Regions from separate parts of the Homo sapiens genome. Here region 2 is linked to region 1. Evidence: read pairs that join two places in POLR2A ChIA-PET (ENCODE). Cell type or tissue: B cell. All regions are shown on one strand. Each heading gives the region's core, and the rest is flanking DNA. Links, peaks and the distances in the headings are about the cores only. Region 1 has its middle 5.0 kb from the start of MIDEAS. Region 2 overlaps ABCD4 (ATP binding cassette subfamily D member 4).

Region 1 (4,384 bases), core at 268-4,267:
TAATTTTCTTTATTTTTTTTTCGAGACAGGTCTTGCCGTGTTGCCCAGGCTGGTCTCAAACTCCTGGCATCAAGCACAATCCTCCTGCCTTAGCCTCCCAAAGCGCTGGGATTATAGGCATGAGCCACCATGCCCAGCCCCTATGACAGCTTGTTTGCCCAACAGCTACTGAGCTCAGATAATGGGCATCATAGCTCTGTGGGCTTTGCAGTGCAGGCCTCAGAATTTAGGAGACTGAGCCTCAATAGTTATTGATAATACTAATACCATACACCACTGAACCTAAGAAGCCATTGATTAGAAGATGTAGTGTTATTTTATATACAGCTAAGAAAGAGGCCAGGAGTGGTGGCTCACGCCTGTAATCCCTGCACTTTGGGAGGCTGAGGCCAGCGGATCACTTGAGGTCAGGAGTTTGCGACCAGCCTAGCCAACATAACGAAACCCCATCTCTACTAAAAATACAAAAATTAGCTGGGTGTGGTGGCGAGGCCTGTAATCCCAGCTACTTGGGAGGCTGAGGCAGAAGAATCACTTGAACCCAGAAGTCGGAGGTTGCAGTGAGCTGAGATCATGACGCTGCACTCCAGCCTGGGTGACAGAGTGAGACTCCATCTCAAAAAAAAAAAAAAAAAAAAAATGGCCGGGCAGTGGCACACGCCTGTAAACCCAGCACTTTGGGAGGCTGAGACGGGCAGATGATGAGGTCAGGAGATTGAGACGACCATCCTGGCTAACACGGTGAAACCCCGTTTCTACTAAAAATACAAAAAATTTAGCTGGGCATGGCGACAGCTGCCTGTAGTCCCAGCAACTGGGGAGGCTGAGGCAGGAGAATGGCATGAACCTGGGAGGTGGAGCTTGCAATGAGCCGAGATTGCACCACTGCACTCCAGCCTGGGTAACAGAGCTAGACTCCATCTCAAAAAAAAAAAGAAAAGAAAAGAAATGGAAGAGGAAGTGCTGCTAATTAAACTATACAGGCTATCAATTGTAAGATGCATCCTGATTTCAGAGATGTTAAAATGGAGGAAATGTGTATCTTAGAATCAATGAAATAGAACAGTAATAAAAGTAACAGCAATCTGTTACATTGTATTGCTTACTTTAAATATTCACATATACTGTTTTATTCATGCATTTATCAACAGGCATTCACTGAGCACCCACCATGTGCAGGCACTGTATAGCTACCAGGGATACTAAGGTGAGGAAGATCTAGGCTGTGCCCTTCAGGAGCTCCCATCCTAGTAGATGGCACTCTGATTCCAGATATGCTGCAATAAGCAGGTGTAGAACAATGTGCAGGTGATGGAGTAAAGATAAACAGAGGATGCCATGGGAGTTTAGGGAACAGAGTGGCTGTCTGGTCCTTAGGAGCAAAGACAGAGGTTTGGGTGCATGGGATTTATTTAAGAAATTGTCTCTGGAGGAAGGGAGGAAGGGAAGCAGGGTAGAGCCGGGGAAGAAGCCAAGTAAGGAGGTGTGTGTTGCTGCTGGAGCATGAATTGCACCACTATTGAATTGGTCCCACCAAAGGCCCCTTTTGAGAATGGGGTAGCTGTGAGTCCTTGAAAGCCAACACTCAGAGCATCTGGGGGACATTGTACCAACTTTACAAAGTAGATCTGGGGCTCCAACAGTATACACTCCAGTGTCCTTCCTCTACTTGGAGGAGTCAATGAACGCTTCCTGGAAGAGCTGCCATTAAGGTCAAGTCTGGTGGGAGATCTGGGTGTGGGATAATGTGGGGATCAAGGTGGCGAGAGAAGGAGCATGTGTGAAGATATGAGGGTGAGAATGCAGGAATCTTGGAGAACTTCAGGTTGTTTAGCCATGTGGGCTGAGGCTGGGAAGTGGGGCAGAGCCAGATCGTGTGGGAAAGGTGCCTAACAGTCTAGCTAACAGTCTCAGCTTTATGCAGTAGATGATGGGAGCTACTGAAGAGAGGTGTGATCACTCTGATGGCAGTGTGGATGGTAAAGTGTGCAAAACCAGAAGCAAGGAAATAGATGAGAAAAAATGATAGCCAACACTTATAAAAGACTTAGTGTGTGCCAGACACTGTTTAAGTAAGCTCTTACTATCATTCCGATTTTGCAGATGAGTGGTTGAGTAACTCGCTGAAGGTCATCAAGCTAGTGTGAGCCAAGATTTGGACTCAGGTCTCAGCCTGTGCTCTTAACCTGTACACCCCCATAAGCATGAATGTTGGATTCTAGTCCATGATGTATCAGTATTTGTTTTCATTTAAAATCAGTGCTTTAAAGCATGCCCTGTTGCACACATTGGGTCTCTGGAGTTCCTGTTCCTCTTGGCCCATTGCCACAACACAGGGAAGCCAAGCTCCAGTGAACAGCCAGTGAGGAAGTCTGTCTGGGACTAGTTCTGCAGAGGGCATGGAACTGTGCTGAAGGGAGGCCTTTGAGAAGTTGGCAGCTCTCGGTCTGTGAAGAAAGGGCGTTTCAGTCCTGTGGCTCTGCTGGCCTGCCCTCCCTGGCAGCCACACCTGTTTTGTCCTTCTCCCTACACCCGGCCAGACGTCTCTCCCAGAGTGACAGCAGCAACTGGGGACATGTACAGAGGCTCCTTCTCAGGCCTGACAAAGGCACTCAGAACCTGGCCCAGGCCTGCAGGGCAGGGAGGCTGGGGAGGGGGCAGGTGGGAGGGCCAGGGACACAGACAGCTGTGGGCTGGTGTGGCAAGCATGGCCCTGCCCCAGAACAGGTGAAGTCAATGTGAGCGGAGGAGGAGGGTCCCCTGGGGTTTTTTCCAAGGATAAAAGAGAAGACAGTGCAGAGACATCTCAGCACACAGTGGCTTAACTTCATGACTGGGGTGGTTGTGAGCTCGCGGTTTGCTCAGAAAAGACCTGGCAAAAAGGGCTGAGAAGACACAGCTGGTGGAGGGGTGTTCCTACTCAGGCTGGGAGGACAGCCCTGTGGAAAAGTGTGGTGGAAAGGACACAAAGAACAGGCTGGGAGAGAAGCGTTGGAGGACACCCCTGATGAGACATTGAGTCAATGCCAGAAAAAGTCTCTCTAGGCAGTGCCCATGAGAGGGTTACCTGAGGCCCATGGGGTCTTTTCAGGGAAAAGAACTAGGTGGTTTTTTTTTGTTTTGTTTTGTTTTTTTTTTTTTTTTTTTTTTTTGAGACAGGGTCTCCCTCTGTTGCCCAGGCTAGAGTACAGTGGGGCAATCTGGGCTCACTGCAACCTCCATCACCTGGGTTCAAGCAATTCTCATGTCTCAGCCTCCCGAGTAGCTGGGACTACAGACGTGCGCCATCACACCTGGCTAACTTTTGTATTTTTGGTGGAGACAGGGTTTTACCATGTTAGCCAGGCTGGTCTCGAACTCCTGGACTCAGATGATCCGCCCGCTTTGGCCTCCCAAAGTGCTAGGATTACAGGCGTGAGCCATGACGCTGGGGCTGGAACTAGGTTCTTAAGAAGGGATAACCTAGGTTGGGGAGGAGATACAGGGTAAAACAGTAAAAATAATTAATTGTAGCCTCTTATATGTACATAGCATGATTGAGTTATAAAGCAGTTTTTTGTCCTTTTGATCCTCTCAAGCCCCTGGAAGGTGGGCATCCTTTCGTTGTTCATGCAATGAACACTTAAACAGTGCATCTGTTATGGGCCTAAAAAGTGAGGTTCAGGGAAGGTCAGTGACAGTTTTCCTAAGTCCCTGTGTTTTCTACACCCTTCTTTTTTTTCTGTTGTAATTGTAGGTAATGAGGTCCTGGAGGTTGTACTTTAGTTCTCTAGAGGGAAACGACAATAGGGACACAAGAACACAAGGGACATAGGGACCTGGCTGGCATTGTGGACTTGGGATGCCCTCAACAATATTTGTACTCCCAGTTCCCCAGGCTCTGGTAAAGGTTGGTTGTTTACTTAAACACACCACGTGTGCTGGCCTCATTGGGGGAGGAACAGTGGGAAAAGGACAGCAATGCAGGTATGGAGCCTGGGGAGAAAGACACTTCTCTTTTAAATAGTGATGATGGCTGCAGACTTATTGGAGGAAGGTGGCTGGGAGGTGAGAACCTGGCTTCCTTGGAAGCTTTCCCCCAACTTCGTAACAGCTTTATTGAGATATACTTCACACACCATAAAATTCACCCTTGGAAGATTTTCTTTTTTCTTGAGACAACGTCTCACCCTGTCACCCAGGATGGAGTGCAGTGGCGTGAACACAACTCACTGCAGCCTTGACCTCATGGGCTCAAGCAATCCTCCTACCTCAGCCTCTTGAGTAGCTGGGACCACAGGCATGTGCCACCACACCTGGCTAATTTTTGTATTTTTTTGTAGAGACTGGGTTTTGCCACGTTGCCTAGGCTGGTCTCTAAACTCCTGCGCTCAAGCACTCCTCC
Region 2 (4,384 bases), core at 70-4,069, 530 kb before region 1:
CATTAAAACGGCTCAGCAGCCAGAGCTGCTGCTCCTCCTCTGCGGGACCGAGGCTGTGACTCACCCTGGCACCATGTCACACCTCCCAGCCTTTGAACAGTGCTTTCTTGCAGAATGGCCTCCTCCCCTACCCCTCATTCAGTAGGGGGGCTACCACCTGCTCACTCTTCGTCATCCCTCCGTTGTCACCTCTTTCAAGTCTTTCTCAGCTTTCTCCTTTGTGTCTCCTCCACCAAACTCTGCCCTTTTTCTGTACTTAACGAATTCCTTGAGTTTACCTCGCTGTAACACTCCTCACACGCTTGTAATTGTTTTCTGGCTAAACTGTGAGCTCATAATGTCCCTAGTGCTTAGCACATAGGTGCCCTGGAAATGGTAAATGATGAGACTCAGGGCTGTACCAGAACTCAAGCCTAATGCTGTCTGCCAGGCTGTGCCACCTGTTTTCTTGGGGAAGCCACTGCTCATCGTACCATGGCCACTTTTGTTGGGTCTTCGGTCAGTAAGCACCTATGCATACAAATCTCTGTCCCAAGCTTGGGGGACAAAGGAGTAAGAACATAAATGGAATCGACAATATGGTCTCCAATCTTCAGAAGCTCATCTACTCTCAAAATAAGACAGTGTAGAAAGAGGGTCTTGCCTCTGGTAAGCCCTTTAATATTTGGTGAAGGAGGCTGGGTACAGTGGCTCACGCCTGTAATCCCAGCACTTTGAGAGGCCGAGGCGGGCGGATCACCTGAGGTCGGGAGTTCCAGACCAGCCTGACCAAGATGGAGAAACCCCGTCTCTACTAAAAATACAAAATTAGCTGGGCGTGGTGGTGCATGCCTGTAATCCCAGCTACTCGGGAGGCTGAGGCAGGAGAATCGCTTGAAACTGGGAGGCGGAGGTTGTGGTGAGCCAAGATCGCGCCATTGCACTCCAGCCTGGGCAACAAGAGTAAAACTCCATCTCAGAGAAAAAAAATTTGGTGAAGGAATGAACACGTGAGTGAGTGAGGAAGGGAAAGTCCCATGACTCGATGATTTAAAAAAGAAAAGTGCTGAGTGGACGGAGTAATCAGAGTCAGAGTGGGCTGGGATGGGTCAGCGGAGGCTCTTGCGAGCCTTGAGCTTTGAGCTGAGATTTTCAGGAAGCCATCTCTCCCTTCCCCTTGCTTCCCCCACTGCACAGCTGAAGAGCTTTGATCAGTTCACCTGCAACCTGCTGTATGTGAGCTGGAGGAAGGACCTCACTGAGCACCTTCACCGCCTCTACTTCCGGGGCCGTGCGTACTACACCCTCAACGTGCTGCGGGATGACATCGATAACCCGTAGGCGCCCCAACTCAGTCCTTTCTACACTCTGTGTGGTCCTTTCCTTCTGGCCTAGCCCTGGAGACTGCTGGTGGCAGACACCAAGGAGATCATCTGCAGTCGTTTTCAAATGCTGCTGCCCAGAGTCATGGGGGAGGGTGCCCTGCAGAGGACTCCTGGAGAAGCTGCAGGGCTGTGAATAGGCAGCTAAAAAGAAGAAGCCTGCCAGGTGCAGTGGCATGCACCTGTAGTCCCAACAACTCAGGAGGCTGAGGCAGGAGGATCACTTGAGCCCAGGAGTAGTGCACCGTGAGCACACTTGGGAATAGCCACTGTACTCTAGCCTGGGCAACATAGCAGAAACCCCCATCTCTTAAAAAAAAGAAAAATGTTAGGAGCAGCTTTCTTTTGTCCTTTTCATACTTTATATCTTAGTCTTCCAGTAAGAAGACTAAGGGGTTTCTTTAGAGGGTTCTAAAGAAAATGTCCTTGCTAGAAAAACCAGCTCTTAGATTTTCATCAGTAAAAAAAATTACCACTATCCAGGACTCAGTCTAGGATTCACATCTCCATTCTATCACCACTCAGGTTATAACTCTTAAAGTCACCAAGCCCCAGGTTCCCCTTCTGTAAAATGAGGACAATAATAGTTCCTATCTCAAAGGGTGTAGTGAGGATGAAATATCATTCATGTAATGCACATGTACAGTGCTTGACACATAGCAAGTGTTTCAGTGTAAGTTAGCTATTGTTATTTTACAGATGAGGAAGCTGAAGCCCAGAGATTGCAAGTGACTTGCCCAAGGTCACGTCACTCATTGGGAATAGGAATCAGTATGGCCCTAGTGGTGAGATGAGACATAGGGGGTCTCCTTCACACCCATCCCCTCACTCACCACCTTCCTAGCAAGCACTTTGTTGGTTGGGGTACCTCTCAGCTCAAGCTTAGCTTTGGTGCAAAGATGCGTGGGAGGCTGCTGCTGCTGCCTAACTTCTAGGCCTCTTTCTGATGGCTATGGCTTCCATCCTGCCTCTGCCCCCTGAGTAGCTGGGACTACAGGTGTGCCTCACAGCCTGGAGCTTTCACAGCCAGATAACTAAAGGGGCCAGGCTAGGGCTTATATAAGAGAAATTTGGGAGGATTGAGATAAAGGGGATAGTCTTCTTGATCATCCAAAACAGCTCATCTACCTTCAAGTTTTTCTTTGGCTCTGCTCAGAGCTGGCTCAGGCCCCTGGGTACTGGACCTTTCAGTTCCCACTTTTTCAGGGGATTAACTAAGGCACCGTAAGATGCAACTCTCTAGAACCCTGTTTAAAGGCCCTGGGATTTAGTTGCCCCTAGGAAACCAGCCTTGTCTGGTTCCCTCTTCCCATAGGGTCAGTGTTCACAGCACTGTGAGGCAAGGTCAAGAGCAGAGGTGATGTGAAAGTTTCTTGTTCTCTCTACCTTTGGGCCCATCTCCCTGGGTCCAGCTACTCTGTGTCATTGGCTCCAGGGACCAGCGCATCAGCCAGGACGTGGAGCGATTCTGCCGGCAGCTCAGCAGCATGGCCAGCAAGCTCATCATCTCCCCGTTCACCCTCGTCTACTACACTTACCAGTGCTTCCAAAGGTGAAGCCTCCCTCCTCCCCAGCCTGGTGTTTCCCCAGAGGGCCCTCAGTCAGCTCTCCCAGGTCAAGGTCCAAGAGAAGCTTATTTCCCCTCTCTCCCACCGTACCTTACCACGTGCTCACCCATCCCACGTGCTCAGGCCCCTGCCCTTCCTTTGGCCCTGTGTTGCAGTGTCACAGATATCCTGGCTCTGAGAGCTCATACCAGATGCCCCCACATAGGAGCAGAGGGCCCATTGGGCCACTCAGATTGGACAGGGGCTACCTGAGAGGGAACAGGAGTCAGGGCTGAGGCATGTGGGGATAGGTGGCACCCCACACCCTCTCCCTTCTCTCCCTCTCTCTCTATTTCAGCACAGGCTGGCTCGGGCCTGTGAGCATCTTCGGGTATTTCATCCTGGGGACCGTGGTGAACAAAACTTTGATGGGCCCCATTGTGATGAAGCTGGTGCATCAGGAGAAGCTGGAGGGAGATTTTAGGTGTGTCTCCCTCACTTGAGGTTTCTGGGCTGGGGCATAATAGTTAAGGAAGGGGATCTGGAGTAAAACTGCCTAAGTTCAAATCCTAGCTGTGCCAGTTACTAGCTGTGTGATCTTGGAGAGGTCTTTAACCTCTCCAAGCTTCAATGTTCTTGTCTCTAAAGTGGAAATGGTACCGTTGCCTACTGAGAGGATTAGGAGGATTAATGAAATCATACCTGAGAAGGTCTGAGAACCGTGTCTGCCTGGCCATCACCATCGTCATTGTCATCTCTTGGCCTTCTCACTGCCCTGGCATAACCGCCCTGTCTTGGATCAGTTGGGTGTGGCAGCCAATGGATCCAGTGCCTGCCCTGTGCTTCTTGTCCCCCTCCTTTGGGCCAGGCCCTGGGAGGAGGAGATGCTGTGAGCAGGAATACCCCTGTCCTCTCTGCAGAAAGCTGAGGGGCAGCCCTGTCTCTGCAGAGCTCCTGCCACACCACCTAGCCCTGGGGTTTTCTACCCCATAACAGTCCAGGAAAGGGTCAGACTGAGGCAGCCACGGTTTTGAGGCAGAGCCGGGCTCCGCTTGGGCGGTCTTTGTGATCCAGGACTCCAACAAGAGTGAGGCCAGTACTCCCTGTTGTCAGCACACATTTCCCTTTGGTCCGCCCAGGTTCAAGCACATGCAGATTCGGGTGAATGCGGAGCCTGCTGCTTTCTACAGGTGAGTCTGGAGAGATGGTTCCCCTTCTGCCTTGCCAGAGCTGAGAGTGGAGAAGGAAAGATGAATCCTCAACCCTCCCACCACCACCGAGCTCAGGGGCTGAGTGTTGTCACACTTGGCTGTGACCCTCTCCCTCTACCTCCCCCTGCCCTTGCCTGCCTCATCCTTAGGTCCAGGGGTTTGCTTCTGAAGCTGGTGGTTCCTTACTGTGGCCAGCTTTAGTCTTAGTGGCCTAGCGTGGGGCCTGAAATTGTCAAATGAATGAATGCCTCATCCTCTTGCTGGT

What was found. Peaks named below come from ENCODE experiments on the same cell type or tissue, not always from the same donor. Only the 100,000 strongest peaks of a DNase experiment are listed, where the experiment ranks them.
Region 2: POLR2A ChIA-PET joins it to region 1 with 5 read pairs; 3 of 35 experiments call an interaction of 5 or more read pairs at or near these places.

Annotation. Positions count from the first base shown.
Region 1 is chr14:73,763,108-73,767,491 of GRCh38, reverse strand. It overlaps a transcript of MIDEAS not described here. Among named protein-coding and RNA genes, the nearest start is that of MIDEAS, 5.0 kb to the right of the region's middle. In B cell, for the core only: no CTCF peak of the experiment used is centred there; a DNase peak (open chromatin) is centred at 2,341; H3K27ac peaks cover 3,243 bases.
Region 2 is chr14:74,294,862-74,299,245 of GRCh38, reverse strand. ABCD4 (ATP binding cassette subfamily D member 4) reads left to right here. Exons shown (of 19, transcript NM_005050.4): 4 at 1,177-1,316; 5 at 2,797-2,913; 6 at 3,267-3,392; 7 at 4,048-4,098. Among named protein-coding and RNA genes, the nearest start is that of ABCD4, 5.9 kb to the left of the region's middle. In B cell, for the core only: no CTCF peak of the experiment used is centred there; no DNase peak of the experiment used is centred there.